Regions from separate parts of the Homo sapiens genome. Here region 1 is linked to region 2. Evidence: chromatin loops called from intact Hi-C (ENCODE). Cell type or tissue: mammary epithelial cell. All regions are shown on one strand. Each heading gives the region's core, and the rest is flanking DNA. Links, peaks and the distances in the headings are about the cores only. Region 1 has its middle 100 kb from the start of ADGRG2. Region 2 overlaps ADGRG2 (adhesion G protein-coupled receptor G2).

Evidence for each region. Peaks named below come from ENCODE experiments on the same cell type or tissue, not always from the same donor. Only the 100,000 strongest peaks of a DNase experiment are listed, where the experiment ranks them.
Region 1: it touches region 2 in a loop (11-fold over the local background); 2 of 110 quality-filtered maps call a loop at or near these places.

The regions. Positions count from the first base shown.
Region 1 is chrX:19,221,254-19,232,287 of GRCh38, forward strand. No RefSeq gene overlaps it. Among named protein-coding and RNA genes, the nearest start is that of ADGRG2, 100 kb to the left of the region's middle. In mammary epithelial cell, for the core only: a CTCF peak has its summit at 4,867; no DNase peak of the experiment used is centred there.
Region 2 is chrX:19,100,725-19,111,758 of GRCh38, forward strand. All of the region lies in intron 1 of ADGRG2 (adhesion G protein-coupled receptor G2), which reads right to left. Among named protein-coding and RNA genes, the nearest start is that of ADGRG2, 16 kb to the right of the region's middle. RefSeq lists an enhancer at 6,269-6,898. In mammary epithelial cell, for the core only: no CTCF peak of the experiment used is centred there; a DNase peak (open chromatin) is centred at 5,757.

The DNA of each region.
Region 1 (11,034 bases), core at 1,854-9,853, 120 kb after region 2:
CAGGTCTTAGGTTTAAGTCCTTAATCCATCTTGAGTTGATTTTTGTACAAGGTGAGAGATGAGGATCCAGTTTCATTCTCCTACATGTGGCTAGCCAATAGCCCCAGCACCAAAAGGGTGTCCTTTCCCCACGTTTTGTTTGTGTTTTCCCCACTTTATGTTTTGTTTGCTTTGTCAAAGATCAGTTGGCTGTAAGTACTTGGGTTTATTTCTGGGTTCTCTATTCTGTTCCATTGGTCTATGTACCTATTTCTATACCAGCACCATGCTGTTTTGGTGACAATGGCCTTATAGTATAGTTTGAAATCGGGTAGTGTGATGCCTCCAGATTTGTTCTTTTTGCTATGCGGGCTCTTTTTAGGTTCCATATGAATTATAGAATTGCTTTTTGTAATTCTGTGAAGAATGATGGTGGTATTCTGATGGAAATTGTGTTGAATTTGTAGATTGCTTTTGGCAGTATGGTCATTTTCACAATATTGATTCTACCCATCCATAAGCATGGGAGGGCGAGACAAGACCGCTTGAAAATTTGCCCAAGGCTATCTGCCTCCCAGCTTTGAGAGAAAAGGGCTTTAATTCTTCCCCCACCTGTGAAGTCTGCACTCTGGATTTGTGTCCTCCCCCAAGTTCTGGCCAGGAGGCTTCTCACCCCATTTAAATTGTTACAAAGTTCAGCTGGAGAATTCCTTCTCCCTGTGGAGTTTAACCACCTGCTCCTCTGGCCACCCTCCCAATGGATTCCTGTGGTACCAGGCAGGAATGGGCTGCCTGGGGACCCAGCGAGCTCCCAGGGCTATTCTGCTGCTTCCTCTACCCTTGTATTTCGCTCCGCTCTCTAACTTGACTCAGCCCCAGGTAAAGTAGGAAACTTCTCCCACAAACAGACCTTCTGCTTCTCCAGTGCGGGGGTGTGTTCGGCAGAGGAGGGTCTCCCTTTCCCACTTCCGCAGTTGGGGCACTCATAGTTTTGGGGGGTCTCCCGGGTCCTGCAGGAGCAGTTCACTTCATTCAAAGGGTCTGTGGGTCCTCCGGGGACCCACAGAACTGCTGCTTCGTTCTTGCAGTCAATCTGGAGCTAAAATTCACAGTGCAAGCCTCCACACGCTGCTCTATCTGGAGCTGCAATCTAGTCCTGCCTCCCATCCACCATGATCCCCTGAATCAGTTGTTTATATTTTTAACTACTGATCTATGGTTACATTCTTAATATGGTTCATTCTTGTCACTTTTCTTTCTTTGAATTAATCTTGTTATATGTTTGCCTATTTTGGATTTTTTAAGAACTAAATTTTGGCTTTGTCAACATTCCTTTGTCAACAGAAAAACATTCTGTTTTTCATTTCCTTATTTTGGTTATTATATTTATAATTTCTTCCTTTTACCTTCTTCGGGTTATCCTGTTCTTTTCTCACTACTGAAGTTGGATACTTAGCTCCTTATTTTACAAATGAATTCTACTAAATAATAAAGGAACTAACAATTCTAATCACATACAAAGTATTCTAGATTATAGAAATAGAGGGAACACTTGCCAACTCATTTTGAGGTTAGCATAACCTCGATACTAAAACTTGACAGAGAGGATATGAGAGAACATGGCAAAGGAAAATTACAAGCCTAGTTTTCTCAGAAATATGTAGATGCAAAAATCCTAGACAAAATCTAGCAATATACAAAAATGACAAAAATGACCACGATGACTTTTCCTCAGCAGTTTAGGGTTTAATTGATTAGAAAATCAATTAATACAATTCTTCATAGTACCAAAATAAATAAGAAAGGGCACATGGTAATTTCTATAGATGCAGAAAAACATTTTTTGAGGACATTATCCATTAATTATAAAAATTCTTAGCAAGTTAAGAAGGAAATTTCCTTTGCTGGATATAGAGTATCTACAAAACTATACAGCAAATATCATAATTAATATTGAAACATTAAATGTATTCCCCCCTTAAAATCAGGAACAACAAAAAGTGGCAGCTATAACCACTTCTTTTCTTTTTTGTTTTGAGACAGGGTCTCACTCTGTGGCCCAGGCTCGAGTGCAGTGGTGCAATCACAGCTCACTGCAGCCTTGGCCTTCCGGCTCAAGTGATCCTCTCACCTCAGCCTCCCGAGTGGCTGGGACTGCAGGTGTGTGCCGCCACTTGGCTAATTTTTAAATTTTGTGTAGAGATGGGGTCTTGCTATATTGTCCAGGCTGAGCCACTTCTTTTCAACACAGGACTGCATATTCTAACCAGTACAGTAAGAAAAGAGAGAGAAACAAAAGGTATAAGGATTAAAAAGAAACAAAAATGTATTGGTCACAGACGACATTATGGTATGCATAGAAAGCTAAAAAAAAAAAACTAGAATTAATAAGAGAATTTAGTAGTTTTGCTGTAGCAAAAAAAAAATCAACCTACAAAAAGCAATTGCATTTATTTATTTATTCATTCATTTATTGAGATGGAGTCTCACTCTGGCACCCAGGTGGAGTGCAGTGGCGTGATCTCGGCCCACTGAAACCTTCACCTCCTGGGTTCAGGCAGTTCTCCTGCCTCAGCCTCCCAAGTAGCTGGGACTACAGGCATGTGCCATCACGCCCCACTAATTTTTTTTTTTTGTATTTTTAGTAAGACGGGGTTTCACCATGTTGGCCAGGCTGGTTTTGAACTCCTGATCTCAAGTGATCTGCCTGCCTCTGCCTCCCAAAGTGCTGGGATTACAGGTGTGAGCCACTGTGCCTGGCCAGCAATTGCATTTATATACAATAACAATCAACAGAGAACGTAAAACAATTATAGCTTCTAAAAGTATAGCATACCATAAAATAAACATGACAAAAGATATGTCAGAATTTTGATGAGAAAGTAAAAAATTCTGCATTGTAAATAAGCATGGAAAGTCTAAATAATTGAGAAGAAATAGCATGTTTATGAAAGAGTAAATTCAATACTATGAACATGTTGATATATAGTTTGATACAGTTCCAACGAAAACCTCAAAAGGTATTTTTTGTAAAACTTGAAAAGCTGACTAAAATATTTGTTGAGGATTAGAGAAGCAGGAATAGTCAAGATACACCTAATAAAAGAAAACTAAGAGGAGGAACTCATTTTCCCATTATCAATAACTATTTGAAACCTATAGTAATGAAGACAGTGTGATATACAGCAATGGAAAAAGAAATCTCTGTGGAGAAACAAATCTCCCAGAAAACAAATTTATGTGGAGGAAGAACCACTCCAAAGACCTTTTCACCTGCCCAGTACTGTCACAGGAGTAAGAAATACATTTCCATTGTGTTTCCGCCATTTTATATTTTTGAATCTCTTTTTTAAAGCATTAGCCTCTTCTAGTACAACTTCTATTGCTTTAGCAGTCATCCTATAAATTTTGATATGCAAATAGTAACATCAATATTTAAATTAAGACCTCTACCTGTTAAAAACACAAGAACTTTAGAGAATTTCAACTTTAATCACCATCTGCCTGACTTACTTACTACTGCTATTGGATGTCATTGTTCTATTTTTTTAACCCTAAGATCTTTTTGCTTTTGAACTCAATGTTTTAGATTACGCACATATTTACTACTTTATTTGCTCATTTTCTCTTTTTACATCTTGAACCTTCCATCTGAGATCACACCTTTTCTGTCCACAGTACATTCTGTACAAGTTCTTTTATGAGGAAGTCTGTTGGTGCCAAATTCTCAGTATAGTAAGTCCTCACTTAATGTCATTGGGAGGTTCTTGGAAACAGAGACTTTAATCAAAATGACATACAGCAGGTCCTTGAATAATGTTGTTTTGTTCAATGTCATTTTGTTATAACATTGATGATTGATGAGAAAAGAAAATTGGTTTCATTACATGTCATTTCACTTAAAGTTGCAGTTTTTTTGTTGTTGTTGTTGTTTTGCTTTTGTTTTTTGAGACAGAGTCTCGCTCTGTCACCCAGGCTGGAGTGCAGTGGGGCGATCTCGGCTCACTGCAAACTCCACCTCCCAGGTTCAAGCAATTCTTCTGCCTCAGCCTCCCGAGTAGCTGGGACTACAGGTGTGCATCACCATACCTGGCTAATTTTTGTATTTTTAGTAGAGACGGGGTTTCATTATATTGGCCAGGCTTGTCTCGAACTCCTGACCTCATGATCCACCCGTCTCGGCCTCCCAAAGTGCTGGGATTACAGGCGTGAGCCACTGTGCCCGGCCTAAAGTTGCAGTTTCTAAGAACCTATTGACAGTGTGAAGTGAGGACTTGCTGTATTTGGAAATATCTTTATTTTGCCTGCAGCCCTGTTTTAGGGGGTGCGGGAGAGTTCAAGTGGCCACAGTTTTAAAAATTCACAGGAAATCAAATGCAACAAAATTAGGATAGTGAGACCTTGATGAATACATCCTCCCGGAACAAAGTCCCCACAAGCAAAGAGTGAAGTGGAGGCTTGACAGAGAGTTATTGTCCTTCACCTCTGCACAAGGCATGCATCAGGCGGGGAGGGGACACGACATTACCCCTCAGATCCCTCCACAACGAGCCGGGGGCCTAATGTAGCTGAGAGCAAGATTGCACTGCGCTGAATCAGGGGACTGGCTCATCCGGGAGTGGCCAAGAACTGTGGATGCCGTGGGTGTGGGCAGACCCCACCGTGCTTCACCTGGAAGTGAAGTGGAGTTTCCTACCAAGCCCTCCATGTAAGGCTCCAGCGTTGCATGACTTCTGCTTCTCGAATTCACCTGCTCAGGGGCCAGACTTCCATGCGCTTACTCAGTGCAGACAAGAGCAAAGTGGGTGAAGTCTGGGGATGTGAGACATTCTTTTCTATCTCCTGAAACTGGCTTCTTGCCTTGTCATCTTATGCTGCTGCTGCCACCTAGCTTTAACCAGATATCACCCAAAGACAATGTCTTGTTGGCTTGAAAGCTGCTACAGTGGCGAGAGGCGGCAGGAACACCAAGACCACAGACGACAGTACAAAGCCTACTTTCTCGAACCCTTTCAGCCTGACTCCCTCCATTTTAAAGAAATATGTATAATCATTCCCATGCCAGGACCAAGTCACTGGCAGGGTTCTTAACAGCAAAGTGGAGAAAAGGGAGGCCTAAGCAGATTGAACCTATTCCAAAAGAATGTCTTCATCCATCTGAGGCCTATGAGTTCTCAATGAAGGTTGTGAGGTTTACCAAAAGCTGTGAGATTTGTTTTGCTTCATTAAAAGATTGTTTTCCAGGTGGAGGTGAGCTCAAGTATCACCTGGGACAAGTGTCAAATTATAGATTCTGTCAACTTTAGCATAAATACTGAATTCTTACGTCTGGGGCAGCGTTAGCCAATAGAAATATCATACAAGCCACATATGTGATTTTAAATGTTCTAGTCATCACGTTTATAAAAAAGAGAAATAGGTGATATTCATTTTAATATTCGATATTATTTAAATAACATATTTATTTAATTTTAATTGTGTATATATATATATATATATATATATTTTTTTTTTTGAGGCAGGGGCTTGCTCTGTCACCCAAGCTGGAGGGCAGTAGTGTGATCACGGCTCACTGCAGCCTTGACCTCCTGGGCTCAAGCGATCCTCCCAGCTCAGCCTCCCAAGTAGCTGGGACTACAGGCGTGCGCCACCACATCAGGCTAATTTTTTAAATTTTTGTAAAGACGAGGTCTCACTATGTTGCCCAGGCTGGTCTCAAACTCCTGGGCTCAAGCAGTCTTCTTGCCTTGGCTTCCAAAGTGCCGAGACTACAGGCATGAGCCACTGTGCCCAGCCTTAATATTAGATTTTATTTAAATAGATTCCAATAGATTTGATTTTAATTGATTGTGTTAATCTTAATGATATATTTATTATTTACAATTAAGATAATATATTTTCTTTGTATATCCAAAACATTATCATTCCAACACATGAGCAATACAAAACTTTTATTAATGAGATGTCTTTAAATTATTTGTGTATTTATACTTATGGCACATCTCAGTTTGAACTAGCCACACTTGCAGTACTTACTGGGCACGTATGGCTGTGGTTGCTTTTTGGATAGTGCCACTCTAGGGAAAGACCCTAGAAACCTGTAAGTGTAAAAGCATCCCAGGTGATTCTTATCAAGTAAGTCTGGCAAGTGCTTTAAGGAATGGACTCTAAACAATGAGCTTTTGTGCCATTTTGATGGCCTCACGGATACGTATGTAACACTGGAGTGAAAGGGGCCTGACAGGTCACAGTTCCTCCCTTTTACAGATGAGAAAACAGAAGGAACTGATTTGCCAAGGTTACGTGTCTGCTGGAACTAGAATCCAAGTCGACAGGTGCTTCATTTTTTATTTTTTCCACTGCATTTGTATGTGTTCTTCAGACTGTCTGAATAATGGGAAAAAGCTATCAGAGTGACATTTTCCCAATCTGGTGAACCTACCCCCGTCTCAATCCACGCTTGATTTTGAGGTAATAAAATAGTGAAAACTAAAAACTGCTACTGACTGGGTGCCTGCTGTGTTCCAGGCACTGTACTGTGTGCTACTTACATACTATATGCGAACTTTCACAATGAACCTGTAAATATTATGCCCATTTTGAGGATGAGAAGAGTAAGGACATGTTCAAGTTTGCAAATGGGTCAGTGGCAGGGAGAGAGTTTGAACCGGGGTCTAGTGCCTAGACCACATCCTTCTGCCTATGCGTGCTGCTAAGGCATGGGCTGGAGATTCTGAGATGGCACCAAAGGTGGTATAAAGCTCATCCCCTGGCATATGGCCCAGTCACCACTGCCATGGCCCTTCCCGAGGCTTGGGAGCATTTCTCTAGCACAGCCCACCTCTTTGGAAGGGTTGCTGGTCCCCTTCAACCCTCTGCTATGGGGCATGCCCTTTCAGTTCTCCGAGCCATCATAGCAAGGATGGAAAAAGTCCTCTACCCTAACCACATCTCCATCCTTAGCTCTAGGGCCTGAAGCTCTGGCAGTGGAATTCTCAGGCTCTCAGTTCAAATCGCAGCAGGGGAATCTTCCTCACACACAAATCTGCCATTAATTGGATCTGGAAAGTGCCACAGATGGGGGAAAATGATGAGGTAGCCACGCCTTTGTATTTGGTTTGGCAAACATCTAGGAGACCAAGTGTTCGGGGTTGGTATATTTTAGAACCTAGTCCATCAGTTTGGAATCGAGCTTACACCATCTACACAGAACATAAAGAAATGTGTGTGCGTTGGGGTGGGGGTGGTTGGAGAAAGTCTTAAAATTGACACACTGTGTTCAGAATAAGCAAAGTTCTTCTTTCACTCCAAAGAAGGACAGGGAGCTTAGAACAAAAGCAAGTTTTCTCTGGTCTACTCAGACCCCAGTATTTTCTAATTAAATCAAGCCAGGTGAAAATCTGCAACAAGCGATGGTTAAGTTAGCCTTACAGGAGAAAGGAAGTAAGAACAGCCGGCAGAGAGGTGGGTACCAAAAGTGGGAGCAACCAAAGCTTTGCCTTTGGGACCCTGTGAAGGGGCCACAGGGATAGCTTCAAGGACAGACCAGTGGGAGCGGCATCACTCCACTTGTTAGACATGCAGATTCTTGGACCACACCCCAGACCTAGCGATTCAGAAACTTAGGTTGCGGTCTCGCAATATGTGGTTTAAACAGAACTTCCAGGTGATTGTGATGCGTGCTCAGGTGCCAGACTCATTGCTTTTGGACGATACAGTAGTTCTCAAAGAGTGGTATATTAGGCTCGCACAGTGGGGGCTTTTTTGGAAAAAAAAAAAAAAAAAAGTCTGCCTGGGCCCATCTTGGAGACATTGTGATTTAATTGGTCTAGAGCAGGGCCTGGACACGTGAACATTTGAAAAGCTCCCCAGGAGATTCTAATGTGCAGCCAGAGTTGAGAACCACTGCTTTAGGGAATGGGGTCCCGGATCCTGGGCCCGGCCCTACCCTCACCGGCGGAGTGACCTTGGACCCTTCACAGGTCTGCCTCCAGTTCTTTTCTCTCTCAAAAGGCATTGGGAAGTGAGTTGTTGTCAACGACCTCCAGGGCATCTCCCAGCTTTAGCAGGCTTGGGGGCACCAGCCAGTGGTGACTCTAAAGCTTCCTCCTAAGCCCCTGGCTATTGCTTGTAACTGGGGACTAGTGCCCGTAAAGGGTGGGGTTCGAGACAACCCCCTACTCAGCATCTGGGAATAAAAGGGCTGACTGCTGAAAACTGACATCCCCAAGGAGTTGATGTGATCCATTGAGCTTGCAGAGATGACCTTCTGGAAAGCCCTTGGTATGTTATCATCCCGAATAATGAATTAGCAGGAAAAATTTCTCCTTATTCTCGTAAAGCTGTTGACAGGCCACTTACGAAACGTTTCCAAAAAAGAAAAAAAAAAAAGTCTTACTATTGCAGAGGAAGGCTTGCCTTGCTGCTCAGACTGTGGTTCATGGATGGGCAGTGTCAGCATTACCCGGCTTGCTAGCAATGCAGAATCTCAGGCTCCATCCTTGATCTATGAATCAACATCTGCATTTTTTTTAAATTATACTTTAAGTTCTGGGATACATGTGCAGAATGTGCAGGTTTGTTACATACGTATATACATGCCATGGTGGTTTGCTGCACCCATCAACCCGTCATCTACATTGGGTATTTCTCCTAATGCTATCCCTCCCCTAGCCCCCAGCGCCCCTCCCCATCGACAGGCCCCAGTGTGTGATGTGTCCATGTGTTCTCATTGTTTGACTCCCACTTATGCGTGAGAACATGGGGTGTTTGGTTTTCTGTTCCTGTGTTAGTTTGCTGAGAACGATGGTTTCCAGCTTCATCCATATCCCTGCAAAGAACATGAACTCATCCTTTTTTATGGCTGCATAGTATTCCATGGTGTATATGTGCCACATTTTCTTTATCCAGTGTATCATTGATGGGCATTTGGGTTGGTTCCAAGCTTTGCTATTGTGAATAGTGCTTCAATAAACATACATGTGCCTGTGTCTTTATAGTAGAATGATTTATAATCCTTTGGGTATATACCTAGTAATGGGATTGCTGGGTCAAATGGTATTTCTAGTTCTAGATCCTTGAGGAATTGCCACACTGTCTTCCACAATGATTGAACTAATTCACACTCCCACCAATAGTGTAGAAGCATTTCTGTTTCTCCACATCCTCTCCAGCACCTGTTGTTTCCTGACTTTTTAATGATTGCCATTCTAACTGGTGTGAGATGGCATCTCATTGTGGTTTTGATTTGCATTTCTCTAATGACCAGTGATGATGAGCTTTTTTTCATATGTTTATTGGCCGCATAAATGTCCTCTTTTGAGAAGTATCTGTTCATATCCTTTGCCCACTTTTTGATGGGGTTGTTTTTTTTCTTGTAAATTTAAGTTCCTTGTAGATTCTGAATATTAGCCCTTTGTCAGATGGATAGATTGGAAAAATTTTCTCCTATTCTGTAGGTTGCCTGTTCACTCTGATGATAGTTTCTTTTGCTATGCAGAAGCTCTTTAGTTTAATTAGATCCCATTTGTCTGTTTTGGCTTTCGTTGCCATTGCTTTTGGTGTTTTAGACATGAAGTCTTTGTCCATGCCTATGTCCTGAATGGTATTGCCTAGGTTTTCTCCTAGGGTTTTTATGGTTTTAGGTATTACATGTAAGTCTTTGATCCATCTTGAGTTAATTTTTGTATAAGGTGTAAGGAAGGGGTCCAGTTTCAGCTTTCTACATATGGCTAGGCAGTTTTCCCAGCACCATTTATTAAATAGGGAATCCTTTCCCCATTGCTTGTTTTTGTCAGGTTTATCAAAGATCAGATGGTTGTAGATGTGTGGCGTTATTTCTGAGGCCTCTGTTCTGTTCCATTGGTCTATATATCTGTTTTGGTGCCAATACCATGCTGTTTTGGTTACTGTAGCCTTGTAGCATAGTTTGAAGTCAGGTAGCGTGATGCCTCCAGCTTTGTTCTCTCAATAAACTAGGCATTGATGGAACATATCTCAAAATAATAAGAGCTATTTATGACAAACCCACAGCCAATATCATACTGAATGGCCAAAAACTGGAAGCATTCCCTTTGAAAACCACCAAAAGACAAGGATGCCCTCTCTCACCACTCCTGTTCAACATAGTATTGGAAGTTCTGGCTAGGGCAACTAGGCAAGAGAAAGAAATAAAGGGTATTCAAATAGGAAGAGAGGAAGTCAAATTGTCTCTGTTTGCAGATGACGTGATTGTATATTTAGAAAACCCCATCATCTCAGCCCAAAATCTCCTTAAGCTGATAAGCAACTTCAGCAAAGTCTCAGGATACAAAATCAATGTGCAAAAATCACAAGCATTCCTATACACCAATAATAGACAAACAGAGAGCCAAATCATGAGTGAACTCCCATTCACAATTGCTACAAAGAGAATAAAATACCTAGGAATACAACTTACAAGGGATGTGAAGAACCTCTTCAAGGAGAACTACAAACCACTGCTCAAGGAAATAAGAGAGGACACAAACAAATGGAAAAACATTCCATGCCCATGGATAGGAAGAATGAATATCATGAAAATGGCCATACTGCCCAAAGTGATTTGTAGATTCAATGCTATCCCCATCCAGCTACCATTGACTTTCTTCACAGTATTAGAAAAAACTACTTTAAATTTCATGTGGAACCAAAAAAGAGTCCGTATAGCCAAGACAATCCTAAGCAAAAACATCTGCATTTTATCAGGCCCCCTGGGCAATCATATGTACATTACAGTTTGAGAAGTGCTACTTCGAGCATGTAGCTATGAGACTTTTTAGATGGGGGCCTGTTATGGACTGAATTATGTCCCACACTAAAATTGATATGTTGAAGCCTTAACCTCCAATACCTCAGAATGTGACTGTACTTGCAGACCGGGCCTTTACAGAGGTGAGTAAGGCTAAATGAGGTCTTTAGGGTGGGCCCTAATCCAATTTGACTGGGATCCTAATAAGAAGAAGAGGCAATGGGCATGTGCCTTGTGAGGGCACGGTGAGAAGACGGGCCTCTGCAAGCCCAGGAGAGAGGCCTCAG
Region 2 (11,034 bases), core at 1,635-9,634:
GGGATGTTATAAACATATGTGAAAAGAATGCATGGCTGAATGAATGGAGAGGTTTTGAAAGAGTTGGACATACTATTGGGAAAGGAAGGCAAATCTATGCCAAGTAAAAAAGGAAACAGAAAGATAACGACATCTGAAAACGGGAAGAAAAGCGATGGCAAATGAAAGCAAACTCAGCTTTGCGATTCCTCGCGGGCAAAGGGTAAAAGGATTATTTGCAAAACCAATTTTGTGAGTTGTGAACATATGGAAGAACTAGAGCTTTATAAAACAATTTCCAAAGTTAAGTGGTTAAAATCTAAAGGAATTATTGGTTGGATTAAGATTTAGTTATGAGAATAGCTTGAGGTGTGTTTCAAATCAACTAATCATGAGATTGTGTGTGTGTGTGTGTGTGTGTGTGTGTGTGTGTGTGTGTGTAATTCCTGCTCTTCCCCCACCCTGGCAACTGTGAGTTCAGTTGTTCTCTGGGAGTGGTTTGTGGATAAAGCAAAGGAAGAAAAATGAGCTAGAGCTACATGTAGCCAAGAGAATCAATCTCACAAAAATAGTATTAAATGAGATGAAAGTTGCAAAATGTGAAAGTAAAAAACACACCAATCTTATAAAGCTTAAAAGGCATGCGAGTAGCATTCTCTCTTGCTTAAGGACATATTCCTATGTAGGAAAATATAAAGAAATGTATTAGAAGGATAGCCAGGCACGGTGGCTCACGCCTGTAATCCCAGCACTTTGGGAGGCCGAGGTGGGCGAATCACTTGAGTCTAGGAGTTCGAGACCAGTCTGGGCAACATGGTGAAACTCTTTCTCTACAAAAAATACAAAAATTAGCCGACCCTAGTGGTGTGCACCTGTAGTCTCAGCTACTTGGGAGGCTGAGATGGGAGGATCATTTGAGCCTAGGAGGCCAAGGCTGCAGTGAGCTGGGATGGAGCTACTGCACTCCAGCCTGGGCCATAGAGTGAGACGCAATCTCAAAAAAAAAAAGAAATGTATGAGAAAGATAAACAACAGTTTCAGGATAGTGCTTACCTTTATGCACTTTTGAAAACTGATGCAGGGCCAAAGTTAAGCACCTCCAGCTGTTACCCCATTAATGGTACAGGTTCAAAGGGGATGGAATTCCACATGCAGCACATACTGAACCAGCAGTGACCCACCCTCAACAGGTCCCCAAGAGCAAAGGCCATACAGGAGTCAGACCCACGTGCCTGATTTCCTGACCCAGTGTTCTGATTGCCTGAGCTAATTATCCACAAGCAGCTGTTCCCAGCAATAACAAGCCATAAGAAGTGGCTCGCTTTACTTCAGGTACCATTTGGATGTTAGTAGGGGAGGAAGATGAAGTATTGCGGTGAAAATATTGCCGGGTGTGGTGGCTCACACCTGTAATCCCAGCACTTTGGGAGGCCAAGGCAGGCAGATCACTTGAGCCCAGGAGTTCAAGACCAAAGTGCTGGGATTACAGGTGTGAGCCACCACGCCCGGCCTGGACTCCCTCTTTAAAAGGCAATGTCTTTCACATCACTCATAGATGCAAAAAAGCAAGATGAAGGACTCATTTCTCTTATTTTAAGGGGTATTTTGCAGGAACTGATATGAACATAACTCTGAGGACTAGGACAGGCCTTGGCAAAGTTAACAAGCCCACCTCACTTGAAGAAAATCAATTTCCTCTTTAGTACTCTTTGTGTCTTCTAGGTGGGGGCCATTCCCAACTTGTAGGTGCCCAGTGACCTCATACTTTTTCACTGGCTCTCAGGAGAAGGCCTCGCATGGAGGCCCATCGACCAGGTTCTGTGCTCATTTAAATTATAACACTTTAAACCAAGGAAATGAATCTCTAATTGTGGAATTTCAGATTTCAGCCAGATCAACAGATGAGATACTGGTGGGGGTGGGGAGATGGGGGTGGAGTCATGCACAGTTATTGCTGTGGACTTGTGTGTCCCTCCTGCCAAATTCATATTTTGAAGCCCTAACCCCCAGGGTAACCTGTCTCTCCCTCTCCCTCTCCCTCCCCGCTTCCCCCACCTCTCTCTGCCAACTGAGGACACAGTGAGAAGGCAGCTGTCTATAAACCCAGAAGAGGGAACTCACCAGAACCTGACCATGCCAGCATCTTGATCTTGGACTTCTCGGCCTCCAGAATTAAGAGAAATAAATTTCTGTTGTTTAGACCACTCAATCTATGGTATTTTGTTCTGGCAGCCCAAGTTGACTAAGAAAGTTACAGGGTAGTGTCAGAGGCATTTGAGCCAGAGTGACTCCATCTTGAATAGGGACTGGGTAAAATAAGGCTGAGACCTGTTGGGCTGCATTCACAGGAGGTTAGGCATTCTTAGTCACAGGATGAGACAGGAGGTCGGCACAAGATACAGGTCACAAAGACCCTGCTGATAAAACAGGATGCGGTAAAGAGGCCAGCCAAAATGCACCAAAAACCAAGATGACGACAAAAATGACCTCTGGTTGTCCTCACTGCTCATTATACGCTAATTATAATGCATTAGCATGCTAAAAACACTCCCACCAGCGCCATGACGGTTTACAAATGCCATGGCAACATCAGGAAGTTACCCTTTACAGTGTAAAAAGGGGAGGAACTCTCAGTTCCGGGAATTCCCTGCCCCATCCCAGAAAACTCACGAATAATCCACCTCTTGTTTAGCATATAATCAAGAAATAACTCTAAGTATTCTCAGTCGAGCAGCCCATGCCACTGCTCTGCCTACGGAGCAAACATTCTTTATTCCTTTACTTTCTTAATAAACTTGATTTCACTTTACTCTATGGACTTGCTCCTAATTCTTTCTTGTATGAGGTCCAAGAACCCTCTTTTGGGGTCTGGATCGGGACCTCTTTTAGTAACAGTAGCAGTCACCTAGCCATCCACCCTTATTGTTTTAATAGATGTTTTAACATTAAAGCTAGCCCTGTTGATACCACGTGTACTCTCAAAATACCAAATCCAAAGGACTAAGTGTCTAATTAGGACCCCCAAGATGCCCAAACAGAGAAACAGGAGTCTGGCCTGGGGGCAGCACAGCCTGGCAGAGGTATGCAAAACTGTGAGACATCCAGGACAGTGTGCCCAGTGAGGCCACCCTCCCAAACATCTCTGCCTGCTGTGGGTTCCAAAGATGAGACAAACCATAGAATGGGGAATTTCAAATACAAGGTCTTGAGGGGAAAAGGCTGGGTCCTATCACACGTCTGAACATATAGAGGGGCCCAGGCAGCCCTAAAATCCCCTAAAATGCACTAAGAGGCATAGATTGTGCCAAGGTTCAGATCCACTTCAGTCTGGGGAAGAAGGCAGGAGGAGGAGAAAGCTGAGGACATGGCTAAGAGGAGCAGTGACCATCGATGCAAAGCTTCGGAAACGGATGTAGGTAGGCCCTTGAAACTGAGTGTCAGGGGCTCTGTTCTGTAAAGGTCTGAGAAGGACTCCTCATCCCAAGAGGCTATGCAGAGAACCCACCACAGAGAAACTCAGTGAGGGAGGCCTGTGGAAGGGAGTTGGCTGCAGCCAGGATGTGGTTTGTAGGAGCCCCCGGGATGTGATCAAGCTTCTGAGGCAGAACTCAGAGATACACCCTCTGGGTACAGGTCAAAAAGACCTGAACTAGCTTGACTGGGGTGTCCAGAAAATCAACTCTGTTGACCAGATCCCAAAACAGCCCGGGAACAGAGAAGCATTCTCTCCATTATCAGGCTTATTTCCAGCCATCTGACTGTTTGGTGTCACGCAGACAAAATATCTAGATACTGGTGAGATGCCCCTCAGAAGAAACCCCATGGGGCTCCCCCTTTTTTTATAATAGGATTTTATTAAAATTAACAAAAGGAATTCCTGACTGTTGACCAGTTTTGCCTTAGTTGGGTTCCTTCAGAAGGTAACTCTGCTGGGTGTGGTGGCTCATGCCTGTAATCCCAACATTTTGGGAGACCAAGGTGGGTGGATCACTTGAGTGAGGCCAGGAGTTGAAGACCAGCCTGGTCAACATGGTGAAACCCCGTCTCTACTAAAAATACAAAAATTAGCTGGGGGTGGTGGCGGGTGCCTGTAGTCCCAGCTACTTGGGAGGCTGAGGGAGCAGAATCGCTTGAACCCGAGAGGTGGAGGTTGCAGTGAGCCAAGATCACACCACTGCACTCTCGTCTAGGTGATAGAGCGAGACTCTGTCTCAAAAAAAAAAAAAAAAAAAAAAAAAGTAACTCCAAGGCTGGGCGTGGTGGCTCATGCCTGTAATCCCAGCACATTAGGAGGCCGAAGTAGGCAGATTGCTTGAGGCCAGGAGTTCGAGACCAGCCTGGCCAACATAGTGAAACCCCGTCTCTACTAAAAATACAAAAATTATGTGTTTTGTATTTCTTCTTCCTTCTTTCTTTTTCTGCTGCTGCTGCTTCTTCGAGATGGAGTCTTCCCATATTGCCTAGGCTGGTCTTGAACTCCTGGGCTCAAGCAATCCTTCTGCCTCAGCCTGAGTGTTATTCTCTTTGACTCATCCATGAAAGTGGATCCAATGTGTCTATGTATATTTTTTAAATTAAACTTTTATTGTAGTACAAATTATACACAAGGCCATCAGCAGTAGAAAGGATAAACCATGGTAGTCATGCAGTGGAATATTATTTGGCAGTGACAATCATCCAACTATAATTAGTTGCTATTTAGGCCATGTTAAATAGGCCTTTGCAGGGACATGGATGAAGCTGGAAACCATCATTCTCAGCAAACTAACACAAGAACAGAAAACCAAACACCACATGTTCTCACTCATAAGTGGGAGTTGAACAATGAGAACACATGGACACAGGGAGGGGAACATCACACACGGGGGCCTGTAGGGGGATGGGCGGCTAGGGGAGGAAAAGCACTAGAAGAAATACCTAATGTAGGTGATGAGTTGATGGGTGCAGCAAACCACCACGGCACGTGTATACCTATGTAACAAACCTGCACGTTCTGCACATGTACCCCAGAACTTAAAGTATAATAAAAAAAATTTTTTTAAATACAAAAATTAGCTGAAATACCCCGTCTCTACTAAAAATACAAAAATTAGCATGGTGGCGTGCACCTGTAATTCCAGCTACTGGGTTGGGAGAATCACTTGAACCTGGGAGGCGGAGGTTGCAGTGAGCCAAGATCGCACCACTGCACTCCAGTCTAAGCGACAGAGCGAGACTCTGTCTCAAAAAAAAAAAAAAAAAAAAAAAGAAGAAGAAGAAGAAGGTAACTCTTTGGCACATATTCGAGATAAGTAGTTTATCTGGGCTGTGACCCCAGGAAACACAGATAGAATGGACACGTGAGTTGGGGCAGGAAGGCAGCCAATAGATGGCGTTATCAAGCCAGTCACCACTGGGGGCAATGGGAGTTTAGTCCTTCTGGGGAATTCTGGGAGCCAGTGTAGAACACCGGTCTGAATTATCCCACTTGAGGGTATGGATCCACTGACTTGCATCAGGCATTGGTTGAAGGCTGCTCCTGGGGTGGGGTGGGAGCTGTTAATTCCCTGGCACTTCCAACCTGCAGCATGGATGTGTAAAGAGGGCCCCCACAGAGAAATGTGCAGCTCGTGGCTGGAAGGTGACTGGTGTGTACTATAATGGTGGGGCCAGGGATGTTGAAACAGACACCTAGTTGCTCTGGAATGAATGAGGAAGTGTGCGATAGTGAAGCCAGGAGAAAAAAGAGTGGCTTAATGCCTGCCCCACCCCACTCCTTTCTCCATGTCAGTATCTGGGATAGTGTGTGTTTGTGTGTGTGTGTGTGTGTGTTTCGGTTTGGCGTGTGTTTGAGGTTAGTGGTTTTTCTTCAGGTGTTATGAGATATTTGAGGAGAGTCCAGGTGAGGGAGATTTGAAAGAAGTTGCTATTCCAGGTTAAAAAAAGAGCACTGCGGCTGGGTGCAGTGGCTCACGCCTGTAATCCCAGCACTTTGGGAGGCCGAGGTGGGCAGATCGCTTGAGGCCAGGAGTTCGAGACCAGCCTGGGCAACATGGTGAAACCCCGTCTCTACTAAAAATACAAAAATTAGCTGGGCGGTGGTGGCGGGCACCTACAATCCCAGCTACTCGGGAGGCTGAGGCATGAGAATCACTTGAACCCGGGAGGTGGAGGTTGCAGTGAGCCGAGATCATGCCACTGCACTCCAGCCTGGGTGACAGAGTGAGACTCTGTCTCAAAAAAAAAAGAAGAGCCCTGGGCTTTGTCTGCTGCTTTAATGCAGGCTACACACAACCTGGTTCTGCCGGCAGTGCTGAGAGGACAAGCCCAGAGGGGTACTTGGGAGAGCTGTTTATCATCCATCAGTGGGCAACGGGCAAATGCTCCATATAATCCCCAGGAACATGGAGGCAGCTATGTTCTAAAGCTTCGCTACTCAAAGTGCAGCTCCCCCGCCCCAACAGCAGCATCACCTCACCTAGGAGCTGCAATGCAGAAATCTCTGGCCAGTCCCAAACCTGCTGAATCCGCATATGCATTTTAACAAGATCCCCAGGCAATCGTTTTGCATGTTGGCATTTGAAAGGCACTGCTGTGCATGACACTATCTGCTAATCGTTTTCCCTGCCTAAAAATTTGTCTCCCACCAAAATCAAATGGAATGTATTTGCTTCATTTCAGACAATATTTGCTCTATCCAGTTGGTCAAATGACCAGATTAGCTGAGAGGAGACAGAGAAAAATACTACTGTCAACCAATACACCACAAAATAAAGCATAATTTAGTTTTTTAACCCTCCTTCTTTCTTCCTTTCTTTGTCCTTTTTACTTTTCCTTGGCAAGACTAGGAATCAGTGCTGAATAAGCCTGTACCATTCTAAAGCTATTCGGGTGGTAAACCTTTACCTCTATATCTGCAAAACACATTCAGCAGTTCCAGGAGTTTTGTTTTTTGTTTTTTTTTTTTTTTTCATTTCAAAAGAAATACAGCTGGGGGTGGGGATGGTGGGGGCAGGCAGGAAAAGAAAAAGCAAGCTAAAATTCTTAAGATATTTTAAAATGATGATATGATATAGGTAGTTGGTAAAGGAAAAAATCAGCATAGAAACCAATTATTAGAAAAAAATTAAAGTATAGGCTGGGCGCGGTGGCTCACGTCTGTAATCCCAGCACTTTGGGAGGCTGAGGCGGGCGGATCACAAAGTCAGGAGATCGAGACCATCCTGGCTAACACGGTGAAACCCAGTCTCTACTAAAAATACAAAAAATTAGCCAGGTGTGGTGGCACGCACCTGTAGTCCCAGCTACTCAGGAGGCTGAGGTAGGAGAATCGCTCCGGGAGGTGACACAAGGTTGCAGTGAGCCGAGATCGCGCCACTGCACTCCAGCACTCCAGCCTGGGTGACAGTGAGACTCCGTCTCAAAAAAAAAAAAAAAAAGAAAAAAGAAAATTAAAGTGTAAAAACAACTAATGCTAGAACTTAATAAAAAAAGTTACAGAAAGCCAGGTGCGGTGGCTCATGCCTGTAATCCCAGCAGTTTAGGAAGCTGAGGCGGGCAGGTTGCTTGAGGAGTTCAAGAAAAAAAAAAAGTTACAGAAAGAAAGTCTCATCATTGTCTATGGATACAGATGTGTGAGTTATGTCCAAAGGTGGCTACTAATCCTAATTGCATTCAGAGGAGAAAATAATTGACAGTAACCATAAAAACTATTAATAATCTATTTAAAGCATTCTTTTAGGTATTTACCTGGTAGTAATGCACATATATGTTCACTACAAGATAGGCAAGAGAATCACCCACAGCACCACTCATAAAAGCCAAAACTGCTGGAAACCAAACAAAGGCCATCAGCAGTAGAAAGGATAAACCATGGTAATCATGCAACGGAATATTATTCGGCAGTGACAATCACCCAACTATAACCACATGCAACGATATGGAGGAAATTCACAAACAATACTGAGCAGAAGTCAGGTAGCCTGTCTGGTACCACATATAGGAAATTTAAGAACAGGCACAATATGTGGCATTTGAGGGAGAACAGTAGTCACCCTTGGGGGGCAGTGAGTGAAAGGAGGCAAGAGGAGGGCTTCTAAAGGCTGCTTGTGTGGGATTCTTGATCTGGGGGCTGGTGACAGGGATATGCACAGTTTGTGAAAATTCATTGAGCTGTACATTTGTAATGTGTATAATTTGTACTTCAATAAAAGTTTAATTTAAAAAATATATGTAGACACATTGGATCCACTTTTATGGATAAGTCAAAGAGAGTAACACTCAGGCTGAGGCAGAAGGATCACTTGAGCCCAGGAGTTCAAGACCAGCCTGGGCAATATAGGGAGACCCCATCTCAAAAAAGAAGAAGAAGAAGAAAGAAGAAGGAAGAAGAAGAACGCTCTAAATATGTCCATGAAATACTACTTGACACACTTGCCTGCTTTCATAAGGATGGCTGCTTGAAATGATGAATCGTGATGAACAGGTGATCAATATCACAAGCTGAGTAATGGCGCCCAGCTCTTGACTCATGTATGAACTGTGAATACAATAAGCATTTGGCCCAGTTTAAAAAAAAATCCTACTGGGTCAAGGGTGATGGTTTCTCCAAATACCCCAAAAACATGTGGTATATTTCTGTCAAAAAGCGAATCATCTGCTGACAAAATCATTAGTCGTGTTCATTGGTACAGATTTTTTCCTGGAAGCTTTAAAATCCACTACAAGAGCTTTCCCAAAAATCACACCAATCTTCAAATAATACCTCAAAGGGAAACCACTTCAGTATACATCTTCCCAATCTTCCTCACTCTCTCCCCACATATTCAAGTCATGAATTTTAGACCAGTACAAAGTACTAAACATTTTTTGGTGCCCTTTTCTCAGATTTCAATAACACACACGGCTTATCACTTGTGTTATACCAGAGCTAACGTTGAAATGGGCACAGGAAATGATACTATTAACAAAGGCAGAGAAGAATGCCACTTCCTTTGCTATCCCCTTCTTCCCACCTAAAAATCCACGTGATCCTCCCAAATGAAGTGTTTCAAAAATTTACACGACAGAATCCCAAGATAAAACATGTCGATTTTGTGGAATCTGAGAACCAGTCTTGTAGTTAGGAGGGCCAGGAAAGTCCCACACTGAAAAATGTGACACTAATGATCCCTGGAATTCTATCACTGTTTTTTTCTTGGTAAAATGTAATTCCCCTTTGTCTAGAAACCCTAATAATCAGGATCCTAACACAGAAATATGAATCTCTTTATCAGATGATTGTCTTCACTGGAAACTTCTAGACTAGCCCCAGACACAAGAATGTACTCTTGGGGAAAGACAACAAGAGGACATTTAGTGAGTATCTTCCATGTGCTGAGAATCATGCATGAAGGATTAAATGTATCATTTATTCATCAAATATTTATTAAACACCAAAATTGAATACTACATGCCAAATACTATTCTAGGCACTGGGGGTAAAGATGTGGACCCTGCTCACATTCTAGTGTGAGGAGGGTGGAAGGAGGAGAAGAGAACAATAAATGTACAAATCAACAAGGAAATTAACAGATAATAAATACAGCATTGAGAATTAGAGTAAGGTGAGATGATATAGAAGGTAACCTGGTGGCTATTTTGGATCAGGTCATCAAAGAGGAGATATTTAAACTGAGATCTGAATGATGAGGAACCAGCAATAAGAAGATAAAGGAGGGACCAGGCGCGGTGGCTCATGCCTGTAATCCCAGCACTTTGGGAGGCTGAGGCGGGTGGATCCCTTGAGGCCAGGAGTTTGAGACCAGCCTGGCCAACATGGCAAAACCCCATCTTCTCTACTAAAAATACAAAAATTAGCCGGGTGTGGTTGCATGCACCTATAATCCCAGCTACTCAGGAGGCTGAGGCACAAGAATCACTTGAACCCGGGAGACAGGGGTCGCAGTGAGCCAAGATTGCGCCACTGCACTCCAACCTAGGTGACAGGGAGAGACTCTATCTCAAAAAAAAACAAAAAACAAACAAAAAAAAAAAACAAAAAAACAGAAGATAAAGTAGAGGACAGAAAGAACATTCCAGGCAGAACAGTTAGTATAAAAGACTAAAATGAGGTTAATGTGCTGGAAGAATCAATAAAGAAGCACAGTCAGCAAGAGAGATAGAAGAGGGGCAGGGACTAGAACATGGCAGACTTCCATAGTCCAGTAGGGAATGACACAATCCAACTAATGCTTTTAAGAAGATACTCTAGCTGCCATGTGGATATTGGATTCTAGGAGGCCACTACAATCATCCAAGAAAGAGACGGAGAAGGATGGAAGTATAGTGGAATAGTAGGAGTAGAGAGAAGTGGGAAGACTTGGGATACGGTTTAGAAGCCAAATTGACAAGATTTGTTGATGGGTTGGATGTGGGGCATGAAACTAGTAGGTGTGGAGCCTGAACGATGGAGTGAATGGTGATGTCATGGACTGAGATGGATTTCACAGGGAGAGAATCAGGTTTTGCATGAGGGTGACAGGGAATCAGGATTTTGCTTTGGAAAATATTGAGTTTGAGATGCCTCTTAGAGATTCATGCAAATTATTAAGTCTTAAGTGTAGGAAAGGTCACAACTGGAGATACTGGCATCTAGATGGAATGGAAAGCCATAGGAATGAATGGGCTCATCCCAGGAGAGTAGGTAGAAAGAGAAGAACAGTTCCCAGTGCCTTGGAGGGACATCAACCTTCATAGGTAGAAGAGAGGATGAGGAGACTTAGAATGAGCTACCAGAAAGATAGGAAAACCAAGAGAGCGTAGGATACTGGAGGCCACAACAAGAAAGTGGTCAAAGAAGGAGGGAATGACTGTCAAATGCTGCCGCCAAGTAAAACATGGTAAGTAAAGAAGTGATGGCTGTATTTGCCAATGTGGATATACTGAGGACTGACAATGTGGTGTGATAAAATATGAGCATCCTTTTAAGAAGATCTTCTGAGAAGGAGTGACTAGAAATGGGGGTGGGGAATGAGTGGAGGAGAATATGGAATTGATGAAGATATTAGACATTAGAGCAGGATTGTAAGCTGATGG